3 separate regions of the Homo sapiens genome follow, and all the other regions are linked to region 2. A link is a loop called in an ENCODE intact Hi-C map of the cell type or tissue named here. Cell type or tissue: mammary epithelial cell. All regions are shown on one strand.

Region 1 (8,000 bases), 120 kb before region 2:
GGATCAGTGGTGATATCCCTTTTATCATTTTTTATTGTGTCTATTTGATTCTTTTCTCTTTTCTTCTTTATTAGTCTTGCTAGCGGTCTATTTTGTTAATCTTTTCAACACACCAGCTCCTGGATTCATTGATTTTTTGAAGGGTTTTTGTGTCTCTTATCTTCTTCAGTTCTGCTCTGATCTTAGTTATTTCTTGTCTTCTGCTAGCTTTTGAATTTGTTTGTTCTTGCTTCTCTAGTTCTTTTAATTGTGATGTTAAAGTATCAATTTTAGATCTTTCCCACTTTCTCTTGTGGGCATTTAGTGCTATAAATTTCCCTCTAAACACTGCTTTTGCTGTGTCCCAGAGACCCTGGTACGTTGTGTCTTTGTTCTCATTGCAGGGACATGGATGAAGCTGGAAGCCATCATTCTCGGCAAACTGACACAGGAACAGAAAACCAAACACCGCATGTTCTCACTCGTAAGTGGGAGTTGAACAATGAGAACACATGGACACAGGGAGGGAAAGATCACACACTGGGGCCTTTCAGAGGGTGGGGGGCTGGGGGAAGATAGCATTAGAGGGAATACCTAATGTAGATGATGGGTTGATGGGTGCGGCAAACCACCATGGCACATGTATACCTATGTAACAAACCTGCCCATTCTGCACAAGTATGCCAGAACTTAAAGTATAAAAAAAAATGAAATGGATGGAAGCAGAGTACCTGGAGAGGGCTTTGTCCATCCTGTGGTTGAGGACTCCCTGGCCATGACACCCTTTTGTGCTTTAAAGCCAATGAATGACATTATCTTGGCCTCTTGTCTCACAAGGATGGAACCATAAATGAGTCCTTTCCCACACCATGACACACATAGAAAATAATAATATTTGTGCAGCCTACATCATTTGTGAAGTTGAGGAGGTTTGTGGGCTTTGCTTTTTGATTTATTTGTTAATAATTATTTTTTATAAGACACATTAAGGAAGACTGATTTTGTATAAAAATGTCCAATACCATATTCTTGAAATATATTTTTAACAATTTATGGAGGTATACTGGATATAAAATAAACTGCGTGTATTTAAACTGACAAATGTGTCAGTGAAACCATCACTACAGTCAAGATAATGAACATATCCATCACTCTAAAAAATGTCCTCTTGTCCCTTTGTAATCTGTTTATTATAGCCCTTCCCACCATCCACAGCCTATGCTTAAGCAATCAGAGCTCTGCTTTCTGTCTCTATAAATTACTTGGTATTTTCTAAAATGTTATATAGGTGGACTCATACAGCATGCACTCTTTCTGTCTGGCTTCTTTCACTCAGTAATCATTTTAAGATTCATTCATTTTGTAGCATATATCAGAAGTTCATTTCTTTTTATTGCGGAGCAGCATACTGTTGTATGGATACACCATGGTTTATTTATCCATTCACCTACTGATGGACGTTTTGTTTCCAGTTTTTTGTTGTTGTTACAAATAAAGCTGCTATGAATACTTGTGCATGTGTCTTTATAAAAACACATACTTTCATTTCTCTTGGGTAAATATCTAGAAGTAGAATGGCTGGATTATATGTAACTATATGTTTAACTTTTTAAGAAACTGCCAAACTATTTTCCAAAGTGGTTGCACAATTTTGTATCCCCACCAGCAGTGTATGAGAGTTCTGGTTTCCCTACATCCTTGCCAGCAGTTGGTATGGCCAGTTTTTCTTAGTCATGCTAATGGGTGTGTGGTGGTATTTTGTTGTGGTTTTGATTTGCATTTCCTTAATAATCATGTTGAGTACTTTTCGTAGACATATTTGCCATCCACATAATTTCTTTGCTGAAGCGCCTTTTGAAATATTTTCTTAAAAAATTAGATTGTTTTTGTATTATTGAATTTTGACAACTCTTTGTATATGCTGGATACGGGTCCTTGATTAGTTATATGATTTGAAAAATTTCAGTCTGTAGCTTGTCTTGTTCTCTCTCTCTTTCCTTCATGTAGAGATTGGGTCTCACACCATTGCCCCGGCTGCCCTTGAACTCCTGGGCTCAGGATCTTCCCACCTCAGCCTCCTAAAGTGCTGGGATTACAGGCATGAGCCACCGTGCCCAGTCTGTGGTGTGTCTTTTCAGTCTCTTAATGGTGTTTTCCAAAAAGCAGGAGTTTTTAACTTGATGAACTCCAACTTATCAATGTTTTCTTTCATGCGTGATGCTTCTGGTGTCATAGCTAAGAAATGTTTGCCTAAACCAAGATCACAAAGGTTTTCTCCTACATTTTCTTTTAAAAGTTTTATAGTTACGTTACAATTATGTAACGCTCTTACATTTAAGTCAAGGATTCATTTTGAGTTAATTTTCTAATATGCTACAAAGTACGCATCAAAGTTAATCTGTTTTGTACATGCATATCCAATTGCTCCAGCACCACCTGTTGAAAGCAGGGATGAATTTCCACTGAATTGCCTTGGCACCTTTGTTGAAAAGCAATTGTCCATGTATCTGTAGGTTTACTTCTGGATTTCTCACTACGTTTTGGTCAATGTTGTATAGCAAATGTCAGAGCAGACATCCTTGACTTGGTCCTGATCTTAGGGGGAAAGTGTTCAGTCTTTTATCATTAAGTATAATGTTAGATGTAGGTTTTTCATGGACATTCTTTATCCAGGTTGACTAAGTTCTCTTGTATTTCTAGTTTACTCAACATTTTTGTTGGGACTAGATGTTGGATTTTGTCAAATGCCTTTTCTGCATATTTTAGAATTTGCGAATATGGTGAATTTCATTCATTTTCACATGCTGAATTAACCTTGCATTCCTGGAATAAGCCCCATTCAGTGATGATATAGTACCCTTTTAATATATTGTTGGATTTGGTTTGTTGAAATTTTGTTTAGGATTTTTGCACCTTTGTTTAGGAGGATTGTTTTCTTGTAAAATCTTTGTCACATTTTGGTATCAGAGTCATGCTGGCTTCATAGAATTAGCTGGGAACTGTTCCTTCCTTTTCAATTTTCTGGAAGAGTTTGTAGAATTGGTGGTATTTCTTCTTTAAAAGTTTGATAAAATTCACTAGTGAAGCTACCTGGAAAATCTTCTTTGTAGGAAGATTTTAAACTATAAATCTAATTTCTTTAATGGATATAAGACTACTTATTTCTTCTTGAGAGCTTTGGTAGTTTTTTCCTTCAAGGAATTTGATAATTTCATCTAAGCTGTCAAACTTATTGACATAAAGTTGTTCATAACACTCCCTTATTATTCTAGAATCTGTAGTGATTTCATCTCTCTTATTCCTGGATATTGACAATTTGTCTTTTTTTCTCTTTTCCCTAATTAGCCTGGCTAGGGGTTTATAGATTTTAAAGATCTTCTCAAAGAGCCAGCTGGACCATTCTCATGAGCATATAAATAATCTCTTAGTATTCCCATCTTAAACAAGGATACAGACAAGCAAGGCCCTCCTGATGATTTCTCCTCTCCGGCCCCTGCCCTGTCTCTCTTTCCCTTCATAGCAACTGCTTTGAAAGTGTCTGTCCTCTCTGTTTCTGGTTCCTCTTCTCCCATCATTCTTGGACCTCCCTAATTAGACTCTTGTCCCACTTGCCCCAAATTGCTCTCATCAACATCACCAGTGACCCCTGCATTGCTAGGTCCTATGTCCCTGTGGCATTTCTCAGCTTCTTGGCTTGTCTGCCACATGTGGCCAGTTGATCATTCTCTCCTCCTTGAAATGCCTTCTTGTTTTTCCTCCAAGAGACCAACCTTGCCTAGTTTTTCTCTTACTTCTGAGGCCCCCTCTTATGAGTCTCAGTTGTTGATTTTGCTTTCCCAACCTCTTAGCATTTGAGGGCCTCATCTGTCTTTTCTATCCACAATCCCTTGTTGACCTCATCCAGCCTGGAATTTGAGGTCCTATCCACCACTCTAGCCTCAGTCCTGGGTCCCTGCTCTAGTCAGCAGGTCGCCAGGGCTGACTCAGTTCATTCGTAGCTCACACGGTTCCATCTGTCCTCTCACAGGAAGATCCAGCTCCCACCACTTTCACGTCCTCCCCCACCTTCCCATCTCCTCTGAGGCTCATTTCAATTCGGTGTGTGGAGGGACTTCTTTTATGATCACCCATTTTGCAGGAGAGGAAAGATAAAGGCCAGACTAGCTTAGTAAGTTGCAGTCCAAGAGGCCCTGCCAGCAACCTCAGATCCTGACTCCTTCCAAGCTCTTGCCTTGGCTGCCACCTTCCTGGGGCCTGAGAAGCACCTGGAAATATTATGGGGCCACAAGCTCTGGCACAAGGTCCTGGCTTTCCACAGCTCGTGACCCCTTGGAGGGAGCCTGATTTGCAGTCCTAAAGCCCAGGCAGAAGGCACAAACGTTCCCAGCAAGAAAATGAGCAGAGCTGACATGGGGACATGTGGTCGCTAGGTGGCGCGGCTGACCCACTACTTGGCAGCCAGCACTCAGCAACTCCACCCTCTCCACTCCCTAGAGCCTGGGCACCTGCCTGGGTGGCAGCAGGAGTCTGCTTTCCGCCCCCTACCCCAAAAGAGCAGACCACAAGGTGAGGGAGCCTAAAATACTATAGGTCCTGATTGTAGTAGGTGCTCAATAAATAATTATTGACTAAAAGAGTGATCATTTTGTGAAGTTCGGATAGATGAGACTTTCCCATTCCCATTTCATAGGCTGGGAAACTGAGGCCGGATACTAACGATAGGAGTAGCAACCAAGGTTACTGTTATCGACTCTCATTCGGTCACTATGTACCAGGCATTTGCTTAGCACATTTCATTCTTCATCCCATTTAGTCATCACAGCAAAAAGGCAGGGCCTTTATGATTTGCATTTGGCAGGTAAGGACATAGGGGCTTAGAGATCAGCTGACTTATTCAAGTCATACAGTTAGTGGAATAAATGGAAGAACCAGGATTTGAACCACTCTGCCTGCATCTGAGTAGCTGAATAGGATCAGGGCCAGTGCTGCCTCCTTCCCCCACCAATAGGATCTGAGGTGAAGTGCCCCAGCAGTGCCTCCACCTGGGCATCATGTGGCCACCAGAGGGAGGCCTCGGTCTTTAGACAGCTGCAGAGGGGCCTGGACTGAGGCTGGGGAGGGTGGCCATGACTTAGATGCCAGAATGAGAAGTGGGAGTACTAGGGCTCTGGAGGGCAGGTTCTTCATCTGCAAAAGCAAGAGGATGATCCCCACTTGGCCGGGTCTCTGTGAGGAGGACATGGGATCATGCATGGAAAGTTCTTAGCCCCTGCGAGGGCTCAGCACCCACCCCTCCCCCAGCACTTGCCCTTGCACTGAACAGGCTATATAGTAACAGGTCATGATAATAAACTGCAATCACTGAGGGTATCCATTTCACTGATTCGTTTTTGTATGGTCAGTCTCCCCCACTGAGGGGTGGGATGGTGATCTGCTTTCTGCTCTGCTGTCTCCTGAGAGATGAGGTTGTGGTGCCTGGGACATAAGGGGTGCTCACTAAGCAGGTGCCAACCCAGGGAATGGAAATGGCCTGGAGCTGTGGCCCCTGCACTGTCTGGGCCCCCAGGACTCAGTGGGCTCACTGGATCCCATGTGTGAGCCCCAGAGGGCCAGGCTCAGCATGTTGGACTCCTTATAGGCTGTGGCCAAACCTTTGTCCCTCTCTGACCTCTGCCTTCTCCTCTCCAGAAGGGGCATCTAAGGCTTTCCAGGTGTAATGGCTCAGGGAGTGGCTGTGCCAGGTGTACGGGTGCCCTTTGATGTCACCTGTCACCTCGCTGGTGGCTGCGCTCTCCCTTCCTCTCGCTGCTCCTGTGTCTTCTCCTCCATCTGCCAAAGTCACCATGCCAGGGCTGCCCCCAGCCCCAATATCCAGTGGAAAAACCCAGAGAAATCACACAAATAGAAAATATCCACATCAACTTGAGAAGCTAAGCCTGCGCTTGAGGCAGTTCTTGGAGCAGCTTCTAGCAGGGGCCCAGACCAACACCATCAGCAAGGAGCTGCCGGGGGCTCGGCCCCCTGAAGGAGGTTTTTATGACTGGCCTTAGCTGCCCTCCTGAGGCTGACAAGGGCTCCACTGGGGAACCTCTGGGCAAGTCGGTGGAGGGCCCCTCAGCATCATCTGGGCCTTGCTGGCAGCAAAAGTGGGTCTCAGAAACCAACTCCCATGAGAGGAGCCACCTGGATAGAGAGTGGGCAGTGAGAGCAGGACACAGGTTCCACCACAGAGCAGCAGAGACACCCAGAGGCTCCTGGTCCATGGTGCCTGGGGGATCAGAAGGACTCACACCCGGAGGGGAACGGGCCTGTGGAGAATGTTACCCTGGCCAGGACCCGGCTGGCACCACACGCCCCAATATCCCTGCCTTGGCTCTGTGAGGAGGGCTCTGCCAGGGTTTGAGGGGCCTGCGTGGGAGCCAGGGCAACCCATGCATCCAATGCCCTGTGGAAATAACTCTCCATTAGAGGAGCCACCAGGAGGAAAACTGGGCCCATGGGAAAGGGGGTAGCTACAGGGAAAGGAGAACAAGAGGGCGAGGATTGCGTCTTACGATCACTGTAGCTCCTGCACCTCCCAAGACACATAGTAGGTGCTCAATAAATCTTTGTTGACTGGACACACAACTCAGAGTACACCCTTCCTCAGTTCTACATTGCATTGGCAAAGACAGAATATGTGTACTTCAGGCTGTATGTAGGGTACAGAGAATACTTCTATTAGATAAGGACAATCCGTGGTAGGAGACAGTGATAAACAAAAAATACAGTAACTGACTTCAATTTGCATTGAACGCAATGAATAGCAGATCTGAAAATGTAAAAATCAAATGCAAGATATCAAAGGGCCAGATGGAGAAATGTGCAAAGAATGCAAAGGAAAAGGTTATGGACAGAGCATCACTGAGAACACACAAGGACAAGGGTCACGGGTGTCTCACCCGAGTGCCTGCCATGCCCTCCCTCTACCAACACCCCCGCCACCCCAGAGTAAAGGAAACAGGAATAAATAGAAGTTATTAAAGAAGTAAACTCTTGATTTTTTTTCTTTTTCTTGAGACAGAATCTCGCTCTGTCACTAAGGTGGAGTGCAGTGATGTGATCTCTGCTCACTGCAATCTCCACCTCGTGGGTTCAAGCGATCCTTCTGCCTCAGCCTCCTGAGTAGCTGGGACTACAGGCGCACACCACCATGCCCAGATAATTTTTGTATTTTTGGTAGAGATGAGGTTTCAACATATTGGCCAGGCTGGTCTCGAACTCCTGACCTCGTGATTTGCCTGCCTTGGCCTCCTAAAGTGCTGGGATTACAGGCGTGAGCCACCGCACCCGGCCATAAACTCTTGATTTTAAAAAGTAAAAGAACTCAGTAAAATTAACAATGTGCAACTCCTGTGGCAGTCCTTCCCAATGTCTTCAATGCTTATAGAGAAACATGGTATCTATGAGTTTCCTGGGTAAAGGGAGGAGGCACCCAGGCCCTGGGCTTAGGGGATTAGAAACTCAACTGCCTGTGGCCCACTCACTGCCCACAGATGAGCCCTAGAGACAGTCACATAGGTGCTCTAAGAGACGGTCACGAGGGTGTCTGTTGCAGCACTGTTTATAATAGTGAAAAATGGGAGGACTGTGGTATGCTTCTGCGTGGAATAGTATACAGCTATTTAAATGAAGGAACTAAAGTTCCATGTATCCATGCTCAAGAACACAATGCTGAGGAGAAAAGCTAGTTGCATAGTGATACGTAGGGCTGGGCGCGGTGGCCCAGGCCTGTAATCCCAGCACTTTGGGAGGCTGAGACAGGTGGATTGCTTGAGCCCAGGAGTTTAAGCCCAGCCTGGGCAATGGGAGACCCTGTCTCTACAAATAATAATAATAAAAAAACTATCTGGCCGTGGTGGGGTGCTCCTGTAGTCCCATGTTCTTGGGAGGTTGAGGTGGGAGGATCTTCTGAGCCCAGGAAGTCGAGGCTGCAGTGAGCAGTGATTGCACTATTGTACTCCAGCCTAGGTGACAGAGGG
Region 2 (8,000 bases):
AAAACCCCAATATATAAAATACCTTGAGGGGATATGAATCTGAGTCCTCAAATTCAGGGCTGATAACAATACCTTTTTCTAGAACTCAGTTTCCATTCCCAACGTCCAAGCCCTTTGAGAATTAGGGTCCGTTAGAGAAGGCAGGGGTGAGCAGGGCTTCCCTCTGCGCCTGACTAGAAAGAGCGGGAGGAGAGAGGCCTGCCTGGCTTTAGGCAGGATGGCGGAAGTGGGCAGGGGCCACAGTGGGCAGAGATGGCTTTTCCTGAGGCTTGCTTGGTGCTTAGCCGGCCTAAGAGGCAGGGCTGGGGGCTGGAAGTCAGTTGGTGGGGACCAAGAGGAGGTGAAGTCTTGCCCTGTTTGTTGACTGAGCTCCAGGCCCCATAGAGCTGCTGTGGTTGGATTGGACTCTTGGCCTTTTTCTGAGCTACCTGTCTTCTCTGCCTCACTTCCTAAGCCCAGTGTCTGAAAGGTGCTGGAGACAGAGGCAGCTTAGTGTGGGGAGACCCCGCTGGGGTCCTGCAGCCTGCAGCTGGGAGTGGCCTGGGGCCATGTGCTTCCAGCCTGCCTGAATTCCCCCAGCAGGTCTCTCACCTGCACCTACTGACCCAGGCCTCACCGGGCGGCTGCACCCTGCACAGGCAGAGTCTAGGTCCTCTGGGAGGCCAGATCAGAGCTGAGGGGCCTGAGTGAGCCTCTGCCTCGGTCTACTCAGCATCCTAATCAGAAGCTCACTGAGGGGGTGGGATCTTCCTTCTCTGCCCACCACCAACTCTGCCTGCTATGTGACAGGACCCCCAGAATGAGCTGCCTGACTCGTTCCAATCCTGCCCAAGAGGGCAGATTTCCAGGGAGGTTTCTGCTGATCCTCAAAGCCCTGTGTCTCCGTGGCAGGCTGGATTTCCAGCCTGGCTGCCTGGGGAGAGCTGCTCCTACTCCCACCCACGTGAGCCACCAGCTCAGATCCCACTAGGCCTCCACTGCCTCTGCGGGGCCACCCGGTGAGTAGAACTGCTGGGGTCTGACTTGTCTGTTCTGCTCAATCTCTGGGGACCAGCTGCCCTCCTGGTGCCCTCCACAAATTCCAAGCCCTTGGCTCCCTAAGCCCCTCCCTCTCCACCCTCCAGCTAGTCCTGGAAGTGGGGACTAAACCATCATCTCCCTGAAGGAGACACCAAGCCTGAGATCAGGTGAAACAGTGACTCTGGTTTTGCCAGTTCCCCCGAGCAGCTGTCTCTCAGCTCCTGCCTCCCTGTGACGGGGCCTTTTAGCATAGGTGAGGGCTGGGGATGTTGGGCTCCCTCTCTGGGGCCTTTCTAGCTCCATGGGTCTGAGGGGGAAGCCCTGAGGCAGTGGTCAAGGCGTCTGTCCACTTGGATGCCTGAACCTGAGGACAGGGGAGGAAAGCCGCCCCTGCGCTCTGGCTCACCGGGTGGCACAGGAGGCCTGTTTGCAGGCCTGGCTCTGCTCTTTGTGGACAGTTCACTCAGCCTCTTGAGCCTTGGTTTCCTCATCCCTGTGAAGGGATGATGATCTGGGACCTGCCCGCCTCTCAGAGCCTTTCAGGGGATCACTGAAAGCATGGTGGGTAGGAGGTGGGCAGAGGGCCGTGGAGAGGGGGACTGCGCCTGCCCCTGAGCTGCCTCTGCAGGTGCTGCACCATGGCCCACAGCTTCTGTACTGGCAGCTTTGGCTCCAGAGTGGCTGCCTTGTCCAAGGCACCTGGGATCCCTGGCTGGGGCGGTGCTGGGCTTTTAAGAGCAGAGTTGCCCCTCCCGCAGCTGTTAGAGAAGAAACACAGCCACTTCGCTGTGCTCCTGAAAGCTGAGGGGCTTGTTGCTGGTGTTGAATGTCAGGACTGGATGCTGTTTGTTGAGAGTGTATGGAGTGCCTGGCCCTGTGCTAAGCACGTTATGTCATTTAATTGTCACTAGCACCTTATGACATAAATATTGTCACTGTCATCTTTATTTCACGACAGAGGACATGGCAGAGGGTTTATAACTTGCTGTAGGACCCAGAGCGAGCTGGGTGGAGCTAGGATTCAGAGACCTACAGCCCTTGCTCTTGACCACTCCTCTCTTTTACCTCTGGCCGTACCTGCATCAGCATCGCCTAGAAACCTGCAGATACAGATGCCCAGCTGTACTACCTGCTAAGACCTGCCTGCAGCCCCATGAGATCAGCTGTGTGGGGGCAGAGGGCACAGAAGTTGGTGCAAGGGTGCTGGCTGCAGCTGCCCAGCTGGGTGGCCTCAGTGGCTTCCCAGTCCTGGGTCACAGTCATGGAGATTTAGCTCTCTTCCCTGCATTCCCGAATGCATATTTTCATTGCAAAGTGACAAATCCAGTGATCTCTCAAAGGGTTAAGTGGGGGCAGGGGAGGGAGGCAGCAGAGCTCTGCTGCCAAAACTAGATAGAGAACCTGCAGCCTGCCCAGCCAGTAGGACAAGCAAGCCTACCCCGCCTGGTGCTGCCACCCAGTGCCCAAAAGAGCAGCAAGAGAAAGTTCAAGAAGCAGGTAGAGTGAGAGCTTCAAAGAATTACAAAGGGGGTGTGTATGGAGGGGTGTATGTGTGTGCCTCTGAGCCTCTGGTTTGAGGCTGGGGGCAGGGCTGAAACCAAATGGCTTTAGGGACTCAGAGTTTGGAAGGAGAAGGTTGGAGCTACTTGAGATGAAGCTGGAGGGCCACTGCCCCAAGTGCCCAGGCAGGTGGGGCACAGGGCTGGGAGCCAGGGCTGGTCTGCATTGGCCCAGCGGCCAGCTCCAGTCCCTCTGGTGGGCGGGGGCCCTGCTGGGGGCTGAATGCCTGCTTCCCATTCCCGGCTTCAGCTCTGTTAACCAGAGGCCTTGGCACAACCCAGCATCTCCCTAAACCTCCGTGTCCTCATCTGCACCTCCCACAGTGAGAGGATCAAGTACATTAATTCATGGGAAGCACTTAGCCGTTTCTGGCACAAGTTAGTGCTCAATGTTACTGTATTCACAGAGAAATGGTATTAGGACTCACTTAACATTTTTTTTTTTAACAGCAGCTCACATCTTAAATTAATTTTTTAAAAGGAAGCTTCATATTACTATTGTAAATGGAAAGCCAATACTACTTGCCATTCACAGTAGGTATTCGTACAAATGAATCCAGGACAAAACGAATGATATTCCATTTTAGCTAGTCACTGCCATTGTCCAAGCCCTTAGCCTGATGCCTGCTTTCTTTGTTAAAAAAGTCAGTTTATGAAGATTGGGAGTGGTGCAGAAGCCTCACTGGCCCCTCACTGAGACATTCTCCTCGATGGATTCAGAGGACTGAAGAGAAACAAAGAGGAATGACTTCCTCACCATCCGATTCGGTGCTGTGTTTGTAAATTGCTTATAATCATCTTGTGCACCACCCCAAATCATTTCACTCCCTGGCGGGTAAGAGTACCCCACAACTGCGGGAAACATGGTATGATCTTGAGCAAGCTATTTTAAAAGTCTTACTCTTTGTAAAGTAATGCATTCGTGTGGTTCAGATGATATAATGTACAAATGTATATAGAGAAAAGCCTTTCTCCCTCCTCTGTCCCCATCCATCCATCCCTCCTCCACTCCACTATAACTACTGTTCTTAGTGTCTTCTAAATACTTCCAGAATTTAGTTATGCAAATATGAGCAAACATGAATATACTATTTTTTCTTTTTTTATACAAATAATAGAAAAATTTGACACGTTTTTCTCTGCCTTTTGCATTTTTCACTTAGCAGTGTATCTTGGCACATTTTATATGAGTACATGAAGAGCATTTTCATCCTGCAGTATTTTGGTGTTTGAGTTGTCGACCCTGTCTTGGGCTCACCTGTACCATGGGGGATTGACTCAGTTGACCCTCAGGGCCTTGCAGCTCTGACCCTGAACCAACCCATGGGGTTTTTCCCTGAAATGTGGGGATCTTGACAGAACTGTCTCCCTTTCTCCAGGGCCCAAGGGGAGATATCACAACCTTATAGGGTTTCTCAGTCTCCTTTGCAGTTGGATAGGGTGCAATTTCTGCCCTCATCTGGCTCCTTGAAAAGGCGCAGTGGCCTCACCTGAACACTGCCTCCTGGGTCACACTGCACCCTGAGACGAGCTGAGAGGGACTCCCCACAACCTCTGACAGGCAGGGAGTGACCCCCGCCTGGCCTCCCTCATTCTGGAAAAACAAACAGGCTGGGCTAGACTTCCACGAAGGCCCCTTTCAGCTCTGAGACCGACACCTACCACAGAGGGCCTTGCCCTTAGTAGACGCTTGATGGACTTTGCTGCTGCCTGGCCTGGCATTGCCAACGTCATTGTCCAACACGTTGCTGTCCCCACTTCCTCTAACACCCCATTTTCTTTCTTTTTTAAAAAAAATTAACTTTTCAGTTCAGGGGTACATGTGCAGGTTTATTGTATAGGTAAACTTGTGTCATGGGGGTTTGTTGTACAGATTATTTCATCACCCGGGTATTCAGCCTAGTACCCACTCATTATTTTTCCTGATCCTCTCCCTCCTCTCATACTCCACCCTCTGAAAGGCCCCAATGTGTGTTGTTCCCTTTTATGTGTCCAGTAACACCCCATTTTCATGAACATCTGGATTAAGGAAGTTAAGAAAAGCCTTGAGGAGAGACCAAGACCCCAGCTTTCTTGCTCTGAACTGGGTAATGAACTCTCAATGCCCTTTTGCAGGGACCTGAGGGACCCCCACCACCTTGGTGTGTAGACTGGAAAGGTTGTGAAAGTTGTCTCATGGCGCCACCTGGTGGAATTTTTGGACAGGAGCAGGAACTCCCTCCTGCAAATATACTACAAATGGATTCATCTGCTCTCCTGCTCCCGGTTAGTGCTCACCTCAGCCAGCCCAGGCTTGGTATTACCTTGTATTTTGGAAAGGTTTCTGGTGGAGAGCATGCACAATTCCATTATAATTTCTCATTCACTGTGGTTTCGTCCTGGGTTGAGCCTAGTGCCGGGAACATTCATAAGTTTTGTTTCATTTCATCCTCTCCCAAGCAAAGAAAAATATATGTCCTTCCTTTTTCCCAGAGTAAAGGAATTTATATGTGGCCACAAAGTTGGCAGGCAGCAGATCTGGAGCCTGCCTCGCCAGCCTCCAGCAAACTGAATCTGGGAGCCCTAGGGAGGGTGGAAGGTGGCTGTGGAACCCCCAGGGAGAGGGTTTGTCGCCGGGGTCTAGTCTTGAACCAGACCTTCCAGTATTTGAGTTTTCAGCCTAGGAGACAGAGTGAGAAGTTTTAGACTTGGTGGCCCAGGGTTGCTGTGATCATGTTAGTGGAAGGGGCTTGCTTACTGTTTAAGGCTGCACTCTCTCTAGGTGGGGGTGGCTATGTCTAGCCCAGCCTTACCCAGTGCAGCACCCACCAACGCCTCACACTTGCCTGTCCTTACTCAGAGCCTGGCGCCAGGTGGTTCCCCTCAATGAACGTGATATTTGTGACATGGGGCCCATTGCCTAGCTCTTGTCTTTTTCACTGGAGGCAAGAAGCAGGCGAGTCAGACAGGCTCCCCATTTGGTAGCTTTGGGCAAGTTCCTTACTGTGCCTCATCTGTGAAATGGGGATGACGTGTCATCTAGGGCGGTGTTGAGCTGCAATTGGAAGACGTGTATGCAGTGCCTGGGGTGTAGCGGTGTGCCATGGATGAGGGTTTGTATCAGATCACCTCCTACAGGGCCCATTAGTGAAAATTGTCTGCCCTCAGTCAAGAAAATGTAAAATGCAATTTGCTTTCGAAATTCTGGGAGGAAAAAAAAATAGAAAAATTTCCCAATATGTCTGCTTACCAGTATCATGCAGTGAAGACATCTGCCTCTGAGGCATGGGCCTGTGTGAGCACGCTTGTCAGTCTATGAGGGGGTGTGTTTGTTTTTTCTTTTTTGCAGCTTTGAGCTCAGCTAATCCTGAGAAATCACTTTCTTCTGATGAAGTGGCTAAAATCTGGACGCTGTCAGCAAGGGAACATACAAGCCAACCACAAGTGCCTCCAACAGCGTGTTCCTTTTCCTGTGATAGTTGTTCTCAACCTAGCAACACCACCAGTTCATCTGGGCAGCTTTAAAACATGCAGCCTGGGTTCCAGTTCCAGAGCCATGAGCCAGCCTTCCTCCAGGTGGGAGCTGCCCTGTCCCCGGGGAGCAGGGTTTGTGGCTCCTTCCCTCTCACATGGCAGACTGAGTTTCTGAGGGCAGGGATCATGCTCAGCTCTTTTTTGTATTCCCAGTCCCAGACAGGGGCCCTGGCCCTTTGTCAAAACTTGGGGACTGCTCTGCAAACTGCATGAGAAGGCATGAGGCACTAGCCCAACTAAAGGGAGGAGGGGACCCCAAAAACAGAGCCCATTCTTCCTGCCTTGACTGGGTTGGATCCTGGTGACTTCTCTGTCACCTGTGTACTCAGGGACATTATTCTCAAGTTGTAAGTGCAGGTAGCTCTACCCCGCAGCACGTGTGGGATGAAGAAGGAAGGAAGAAAGAAAGGAGGGAGGCAGGGAGGGAGGGAGGAATGAAAGAACCTAGGTCAATAGTATAAATGTAGCTCTGAGCCGGGGGTCCCAAGGCTCCCTGTGACATCTGCCTGTATCCCAGCCTCTCTTTAAATGAAGAAGCAGCCTTCCTTGAAGACCCACCAGGTGGGAACTGCTGCCCACTCCAGAAGCCTGGGGAGGGTTTCTCTCAAGACTGTGGCATTCGCGCTTCTCTCTCCCTCCTCTGCTGCACTTGCTTTTCCTTGGAGTCAAGTGACAGGTCAGGCCCAGCCCAGGGTGCAGAGGGTGCAGTGACCCTGGGACACATGGATGTTGTGGGAGTGACTCATTGTGGCCTCACAGCTCAGGAAGGGGGTGCATGTGCTGTCTCCTTGCCTCTGCCTTATTCCAGGGGAGTTAGACTCTTGCCTTTTGCTCCCAAGCCCTTGAGAAACCAGGGCTGGATCTACTTGGGATCTAACTACCAGTGCCCTAGTTATGCAGGAGTTAGAAACTGAAATGCCCTCAGGGACCAGATAGGTGCCAGAGAACCGTGAGAAGCAGCTGGGTCCCAGGCACCAGGGAGGGGTGCGGTCTGTGGAGGACTGGGCGGGGCAGACCCCGCTAAAGGCTTCATCGCGCTGCACAGCACGTTGCGGGGTAAGGCTGCCACCACTGCAGCAGGGATATTGGTGCTCCTCCTGGCTCACAGCAGGCCCTGGGGTCTGTGTTCTGGCTCCTCCTCCCCCAGGAGCTGCGTGGTCTCAGGGAATTTAGCTGCTCTGCTAAGCCTCAGTTTTCTCTATAAATGGGGGAAATAATGCCCCCTCTTGGGGTTGACGTGCAGGAAAAGGGGAAGTTTTATATTCCTTATGTATTCCATAACATATTCTTGATATAGCACCTCTATTTGTTTTCTATGCCATGTCACAAGTCACCAAAAACTTAGCAGCTTAAAACAACACACATTTAGTATCTCACAGTTCCTGGGCATGGCTTAGCAGGTCCTCTGCAGAGCTGCCAACAGTGCCAGTCAGAGCTGGATTCTCATCTGGAGGCTCGACTGGGAAGGGTCCACTTCCAAGCTTCCTAGAAAGAATAAGCTGCGCTTTCTTGCAGGTATAGGACTCACTGCAACTTGTTTCTTCACAGCCAGCAACGGAGAGAGACTCCAAAGCTAGCTCTGGACATCCCCTCCCCTTTGCCGTGTTCTGTTGGTTGGAAGCCAGTCACAGGTCCCACTCACCAGGGGAGGGGATCACAGAAACGCATGAACACCAGGAGGCTGGGATCATGGGGTCACCTTAAGTCCATCAACCATAGCACCTGATAGCTTGATGGCCACGATTACAATTGATTGGGTGCCTACCATGTACCAGGCAGGGTGTAGAGGATTTCACACATATTATCCCATCTATTTAAGTTGTTGTATTGATAAACTTAAGACTCAGAGAGGCAGGGAACTTACCTGAACTCACTCAGCTGTTAAGTGGCAGGATTTAAACCCAGGTC
Region 3 (8,000 bases), 210 kb before region 2:
GTACTTCCTGCTTTGAGCTCTTCAAAGACTCATTGTTCTCATGGTTAAGAGGAAATAGCCCTGCTCCTTCACCAGCTGGGACGGCTCACGCTCCCTCAGGAACCACTTCCCCTTCTTTCCTTTAGAAACAGAACCTCCCTGCCTGTTAGCTGTCACCTGGCTGACCAGCTAAAGTCTGCATTTCCAAGACTCCCTTCCAAGCTACATGTGGTCACATGATTAAGATCTGGCCAATGAGATGTGGGCAGAAGTGACACACACACACACACACACACACACACACACACACACAAAACTTCACAGTCTCATCTTTAAAGAGGGAGCTGCTGACTCCCCACTTCCTACTGGAGGGCAGTGGCAACAACAGGGACTTCCATCTTGAATCCACAGAGGGAAGCCATATTGAGGATGGCAGAGCCTGGGGAGGTCTCAGGGCTCTTATGTGAAAAAGAAAAAGGAAACAGGTTGGGCATGGTGGCTCATACCTGTAATCCCAGAATTTTGGGAGGCCGAGGCAGGTGGATCACCTGAGGTCGGGGGTTCAAGACCAGCCTGACCAACATGGAGAAATCCCATCTCTAATAACAATACAAAAAATTAGCCAGGCGTGGTGGTGGGCACCTGTAATCCCAGCTACTTGGGAGACTCAGGCAGGAGAATCACTTGAACCCGGGAGGTGGTGGTTGCAGTGAGCTGAGATTGCACTCCAGCCTGGGCAACACAGGGAGACCCTGTCTTGCCTGTTTTTCGAAACTCCGTCTAGAAAAAAAAAATAATAAAGGAAACAAAACAAAACAAACTTCTCTCTTGTTTGAGGCACTGCATTTTACATCTTGGGGACCCTTTATGATGGCATGTAACTCTAAATAAACACTAGCCTTCAAGAACTTCTTTGATGCTTCCACAGGTTAACTATTTTTGTTCTACATTCTAATAGCATTCCTGTGCTTTTTTTCTTGTTAACATCCTGATCCATCACATGTATTCAAAGTGTGTTTTCCCTACCATACTAGGAAATCCACAAAGCCAGGAATGATGATGACAGCCTTGATGACAGCCTTGATGACAGCCTTGATGACAGCCATATCCTCCCTGTCCTCCACTGTGATTGGCTCAATGATAACTTCTAATTAAATGAATGAATGGTGCGCCGATGAATGAACACACTGGAACAACTTGGATATGATACCATGCATACTTTTTGCTGTAAGTAACAGTAACTTAAACAAATATCTTTCTCACATAACCAGGCATCTGGAAATAGGTGATTCTGTGAGAAACAGCTCAGTGATGTCAAAAGCTCTTTGGGAACTTTGATTTTTCTTGGCCTTCCCCTCATAGCTGCAAGAGGGCTGCAACAGCTCCAACAATCTTTTTATCTAACTGCACTCTCATCCCAGGAAAGGAGCAGGAAGGAAAATAAGTCTCCTTCTAGGCTTCTCTCTTTTGGTCAGGGAGGAAAGCCTTCCCCAGGATTCCCCCCAGCAGATGCCCCTCACATCTAATTGGCCAGAACTAGGTCACATGACCACCCCAGGCCACATGGGAAGCTGAGAAAGGGAACTTCTTCCTTCTTCAGGACCCAGTGGGAATAAACCAGTTCTAACAGCCCTTGCCCCTCCTTGCCCAGGTGGTCCCATTTGGGAAGCCCCAGGGACAATGGGGTATCACGATCTGGTCACAAATAAAAAGCCATGCCTTGTGCTTGATGCTTGCTGGAGGATATCACATTCTGTCTCTTGAAATTCTCTCCCTTGACACTGGCCCACCCAGCCTTTCCCTTGACTCTGCCCATAAGCTCACCTGTTTCAGTGCAATCAGTGATTGTTATCTCTGTGGTTACAGCGTCGCTACTATTTACTGAGCACCAGCCACGTGCCTGGTGACTGAACAAGTTGCATAACCTCTTTGTGCTTCCTTTTCCTCACCTGTAAAATTTGTACTACCTCATGGGATTGTTATGAGATTAAATTAGTTAATACAGACAAAGTGCTTACAACAGTACCTGACACAAAGGGCTAAATAAGCATTTGCTGTTGTGAATTGTTTATATCCTCATTTCACAGATGGAATAAATAACATGTCCAAGGTCACACAGTCGGGGGAACCAACAGTGAAAGCCTGGTTTCTCTGACTCTAGAGCCCACAGCCTTTCTTCTCTTGCTGCCAGGCCTTGCTGTGTCTGCAAGTTTCTCCTCAGTGTCTCAAAGGTGGGATGTCTTGCCACAGACACTATTTACTAATTCATTAATCCACCTCCTCCTGGAAGCCTTCCAGGGCACTTGCTCTCTGCCCCTTGCTGGCTCTGGGAAGGCCCTTCTGGAGAACATGAGAAGCTTCCTCTTGTCTCTTCTGGAGGGCTGGGAAATGTAGGTCCTGCCCGCTATTGTGGTCAGCTGCAAAGACACAACGTCATCCTCCAGAGATGCCCAGCCCTGATGAGGACACTGAAGTCCAGGAAAGGCACTCCCTCCAGGTCAGACAGCCAAGTACTAGGGGAGCCGCAACTGGATCTTAGGCCTCCAGGATGACTGCCCAGCACCCATTCCCTGCTCCGGGCTTCCTCCGTGTGAGCATTTTGCAGAGACAGCGACTCATCCAAAGGAGACCCTTACTCACAGTAGGGCCAAGAATGGGGCTTGCCTGGGAGATCCTGGCCTGAGCATTACAGGGGAGACCATGCCTTACTCATCCCTGACCCTCCACTCCCACTCTGGCTCCTACGTGGGCCCAGCCTCATCCCCTGCAGAGATATGCAGACTGTAGCCTAAGTGCAGGAGTGCCTGTAATACACAGATTATGACACTAGAGGCCAGGCGCGGTGGCTCAGGCCTGTAATCCCAGCACTTTGGGAGGCTGAGACGGGCGGATCACAAGGTCAGGAGATCAAGACCATCCTGGCTAACACGGTGAAACCCTGTCTCTACTAAAAATACAAAAAATTAGCCGGGCGTGGTGGCGGGCGCCTGTAGTCCCAGCTACCTGGGAGGCTGAGACAGGAGAATGGCGTGAACCTGGGAGGCAGAGCTTGCAGTGAGCCGAGATCGTGCCACTACACTCCAGCCTGGGCCACGGGGTGAAACTCTGTCTCAAAAAAAAAAAAAAAAAAGAAAGAAAAACAAACGACACTAGAGGGCAGCCTCACTGCTTTAATCCTGGTGACCACAAAGGCTTTTAAGAAGCCTCCACCAGATTGATGATGATGATGATGATGATGATGATGATAATGATCGTGGTGGTGGTGGTGGCGGCGGTGGCGGTTGAGGCTACTATGTATTGAGCCAAGATGATATATCATCTCTAACCAGCAGGTCTTCTGTGCATACCATGTTCTGCTGTGTTCTGAATTGCAGAAAATGTACCACCTCCATCCAGTTACCCAAGCCTGAAACCTGGGCATCACCATCAGCTTCTTCCTCCTTCCCTCTCTCCACTCTACCACCTACTCCCATCCATTCTATATCCTAAATCTTGTCGCATCCCCATCTCTCCAGGCCCACAGTTTGTCCTTCTCCTCCAACTTTCCATTCGATTTACAGAAAGCCCCAGTCTCCTGCCTCAGGCCCTCATGCAGGCCAGCGGCTCCTGAACTTTGCTGCACATTGGAATTTCCTAGAGCTTCCAAAACTCCAGCTGCCCACGCCACACATCAGACCAATTAAGTCAGGATGTCTGGGGGTGGGAACCAGGTATCGGTACTTTTTTTTTTTTTTTTTTTTTGAGTCAGAGTTTTGCTCTTGTTGCCCAGGCTGGAGTGCAATGGTGTGATCTCGGCTCACTGCAACCTCTGCCTCCCGGGTTCAAGTGATTCTCCTGCCTCAGCCTCCCGAGTAGCTGGGATTCCAGGTGCACACCACCACCCCGGCTAATTTTGTATTTTTAGTAGAGATGGGGTTTCTCCATGTTGGTCAGGGGGATCTCGAACTCCTGACCTTAGGTGATCCGCCTGCCTTGGCCTCTCAAAGTGCTGGGATTACAGGCATGAGCCACCATGCCCGGCCATGCATCAGTACTTTTTAAAGCTCCCCAGGTTGTTCCAGTTTGCAGCCATGTTTAGGCATCACTGTGCTCTCTCTCTGAGACCCTCTTCCACGTCCTTTTAGCTGGGCAACTCGATAATCAGGCGGGTCTCTAACATTGCTGCCGAGCCTGAACAGCACAGAGCCATCGACTGCTCCTCCCCACAGCCACACTTAGTACGCTGCATTGTGACTGCTTCTTCAAACACCTGCCTCCCTACCCGTCACCACCAACTGCCCTCCCTCCACTGAGAGAAAGGATTGGGCTCCCTGATGCATGTGTGTGCAAACACGGGAATGGAACAAATCTTTATAAGAACACAAGAAGTGAGTTTTATTATTCTTAGCAATTTTGAATTTTGCCCCAGGTTTTTGTTTTTGCAGTGATCTGTTTACAGTGTTTAAAGCATAAAGAGATACATTTTCTTTTCAAATACAGATGTAGATATAAAAACACCTGTACTTAATACTCTCAAAGCCATTTTGTTCTATTTTCTACTTGAAATTTCCAAGCTGTGGCTAATCCTTACCCACGGACCTTGACACTGTGGAAAATACCCCCCAATGCTTATGATGTACGGAAAACCAAAACCAAAACAACAATTTTAACCAGGAGGTGAAAGCAGGGGCAGATGGGCTGAGTTAACCCACAAGTGTCTGTGGCTGGGGGGTCCTGCCTGTGCTGGGGTAGGGGTGGGCAGTGGATACAGGGTTTATCTCAAGGGGCTGGAGCCCAGTATTGTCTCTCCTATAGGGGCTGTACAGGTCAGTGTCCCATTTTACAAAGGAAGAAACCCAGACAAAAGGCTAAATGAATTGTCCAAGATCCTATTACTAATAAGTAAGACAGGGAAAATTCAAACTTGGCTTTAACTGACTATCCATATTCTTTCTACTATATCAGGATGGATCAAAGTTCCAGAGCTGGCTGGGTGCGGTGGCTCACGCCTGTAATCCTAGCACTTTGGGAGGCCGAGGTGCCTGGATCACTTGAGGTCAGGAGTTCAAGACAAGCCTGGCCAACCTGGTGAAACCCTGACTGTGCTAAAAATACAAATATTAGACAGACATGGTGGTGTGCACCTGTAGTCCCAGCTACACGAGAGGCTGAGGCAGGAGAATCCCTTGAACCTGGGAGGTGGAGGGTGCAGTGAGCCGAGATGGTGCCACTGTACTCCACCCTGGGTGGCAGAGCAAAACCCTGTCTTCAAAGAAAAAAGAAAGAAAAGGCTGGGTGCAGTGGCTCATGTCTGTAATCCCAGCACTTTGGGAGGCTGAGACAGGTGGATCACTTGAGGTCAGGAGTTTGAGACCAGCCTGACCAACATGGTGAAACCCCCTCTCTACTAAAAATACAAAATTAGCTGGGCGTGGTAGCAGGTGCTTGTAATCCCAGCTACTTGGGAGGCTGAGGCAGGAGAATTGCTTGAACCTGGGAGGCAGAGGTTGTGGTAAGCCGAGATGGCGCCACTGCACTCCAGCGTGGGCAACAGGAGCAAAACTGTCTCAAAAAAAAAAAAAAAAAAAAAAAAAGTAAAAAGTTCCAGAGCTGCTTTCACTTCACTCTTTAATTTTGCTTAATTTAATCTTTATCAAATTGATATATTTATATAGTTTAAGAAGTCAAATAATACCATAAGACTAATAGCAATAGAAAGTTTTCTCCTCTAATACTTCCCTAATCTTGATTCCTGTCCCCAGAGGCAATTGATTTCAATTCTTTTAGTCATTTTTTCTGGAATTTATATCTATATGTCTTAACATAATAACATGATTATTTAATTTTTCTTTAATAGTTAAAAATGTTTTTTTTTTTAAACAGAGTCTCCCTCTGTCACCCAGGCTGGAATGCAGTGACGCGATTGTAGCTCACTGCGGCCTTGAACTCCTAGGCTCAAGCAATTCCTCTGCCTCAGCCACCTGAGTACCTGAGACTACAGGCATCTGCCACTGCACCCAGCTAATTTTTTTTTCTTTTTCTTTTTTTTTTTTTTTTTTTGAGACGGAGTGTCGCTCTGTCCTCCAGGGTGGAGTGCAGTGGCGCGATCTTAGCTTACTTCAAGCTCCGTCTCCCGGGTTCACGCCATTCTCCTGCCTCAGCCTCCCTAGTAGCTGGGACTACAGGCACCCGCCACCACGCCCGGCTATTTTTTTTTTGTATTTTTAGTAGAGACGAGGTTTCACCGTGTTAGCCAGAATGGTCTCGATCTCCTGACCTCGTGATCCACTCGTCTCGGCCTCCCAAAGTGCTAGGATTACAGGCGTGAGCCACCGCACCCGGTCATTTTAAAAAATGTTTCAAAGAGATGAGGTCTCAGTATGTTGCCCAGGCTGGTCTCGAACTTGTGGGCTCAAGTGATCCTCCCACCTCAGCCCCCTAAAGTGCTGGGATTATAGGTGACGCCACCATGCCTGGCCTTACTTTTTTCTAGTTTTAATGGCTTTGATCAGCACATCCTTCATTTGAAGTCTCTACTTTTCAGAATTTATTAAAATTTCCACAAGTACATGACTACTTTTGGTAAACTTTCCATGGGCATATGAAAAGGATATATATTTTGTATTCGTGGCGTTAAAAATTATTATTATTATTATTATTTTAATGAGATGGAGTCTCGCTCTGTTGCTGAGGCTGGAGTGTGGTGGTTCGTTCTCAGCTCACTGCAACCTCCACCTCCCAGGTTCAAGTGATTCTCCTGCCTCAGCCTCTTGAATAGCGTGGGCTACAGGCATGCACCCTCATGCCTGGCTAATTTTTGTATTTTTTTAGTAGAGACGGGGTTTCACCATGTTGTCCAGGCTGATCTTGAACTCCTGACCTCTCAAACTCCTGACCTCGAGCCATCCGCTCACCTTGGCCTCCCAAAGTGCTGGGATTACGGGTGTGAGCCACTGCACCCGGCCAAAAATTCTAAATGTACCTATTAAACTGAGTTTATTGATTTTATTGCTCAATCCTCTATACATGATTATTGTTTGCTTACTTGATATATCAAGTTTTGAACATGTATATTAAAATGTCCAACTATATTGCTTTATTAATTTTGTCTGCATTTCTAGGAATGTTTACCTTATATATTTGGCTGCTACGTTATTTGGTACATAAAGATTTCTAGCTTTTCCAAAGGTTTTTCTTTTTTTCTTTCTTTCTTTTTTTTTTCTTTTTCCTTTTTTCTAGACAGGGCCTGGCTCTGTAACCCAGGCTGGAGTGCAGTGGTGCCATCTTGGCTCACTGCAACTTCCGCCTCCTGGACTATAGATGCATGCTGCCACTCCCGGCTAATTTTTGTATTTTTTGTAGAGACACAGTTTTGCTATGTTGCCAGCCTGATCTCAAACTCCTGAGCTCAAGCAATCCACCCATCTCGGCCTCCCAAAGTGCTGGGATTACAGGCTTCAGCCACGGCTGCTTTTCCAAAGGTTTTTAAGTTACATAATATACTTCGTCCAGTTTCATGCTTTTGTTTTTCTTCTTCTTTTTTTTTTCTTTTTTCTTTTTTTTTGAGACAGGGTCTCACTCTTCACTTAGGCTGGAGTGCAGTGGCGCGATCACAGCTCACTGCAACCTCCACCTCCTGGGCTCAAGCGATTCTCCTGCTTCAGCTTCCTGAGTAGCTAGGACTACAGGCTCCACCATGCCTGGCTACCTTTTGTATTTTTGGTAGAGATGGGTTTCACCATGTTGCCCAGATGGTCTCAAACTCCTGGGCTCAAGCAATCCTTCTGCTTTGACCTTGAAATATGCTAGGATTACAGACCTGAGCCACCATGCATGGCCTTTTCATGCATTTTATCTTGTCACATTGATACTAATGTTGTGATTCTGATTTTTTTTCGTAGGCTGCTTTTGCTTGGTATCTCTTTGCCTATTCCTTTATTTTCAACTTTCCTTTTTCACTTTGTTTTTGGTACATCTTACATTAACCACATATAGCTAGATTATTTTTCAATGCAACTGACAATCTCTTGAATAGGTGCATA

The links. A loop is a pair of places that touch in the nucleus more often than their neighbours do. Peaks named below come from ENCODE experiments on the same cell type or tissue, not always from the same donor. Only the 100,000 strongest peaks of a DNase experiment are listed, where the experiment ranks them.
Region 1: a loop joins it to region 2, with 23 times the contacts of the local background. A loop is called at or near these places in 100 of 110 quality-filtered maps.
Region 3: a loop joins it to region 2, with 8 times the contacts of the local background. A loop is called at or near these places in 76 of 110 quality-filtered maps.

What each region holds. Positions count from the first base shown.
Region 1 is chr10:69,511,408-69,519,407 of GRCh38, forward strand. It overlaps a transcript of TSPAN15 not described here. Among named protein-coding and RNA genes, the nearest start is that of NEUROG3, 58 kb to the right of the region's middle. RefSeq lists a silencer at 4,332-4,381. In mammary epithelial cell, CTCF peaks have their summits at 2,402, 4,407 (motif pointing right) and 5,044 (motif pointing right); DNase peaks (open chromatin) are centred at 1,694, 4,434 and 5,034.
Region 2 is chr10:69,634,651-69,642,650 of GRCh38, forward strand. No RefSeq gene overlaps it. Among named protein-coding and RNA genes, the nearest start is that of FAM241B, 8.4 kb to the left of the region's middle. In mammary epithelial cell, CTCF peaks have their summits at 2,484 (motif pointing left), 4,768 (motif pointing left) and 5,479; DNase peaks (open chromatin) are centred at 4,891, 5,601 and 5,851; H3K27ac peaks cover 907 bases.
Region 3 is chr10:69,424,167-69,432,166 of GRCh38, forward strand. No RefSeq gene overlaps it. Among named protein-coding and RNA genes, the nearest start is that of TACR2, 11 kb to the left of the region's middle. In mammary epithelial cell, a CTCF peak has its summit at 3,150 (motif pointing right); DNase peaks (open chromatin) are centred at 75 and 1,875.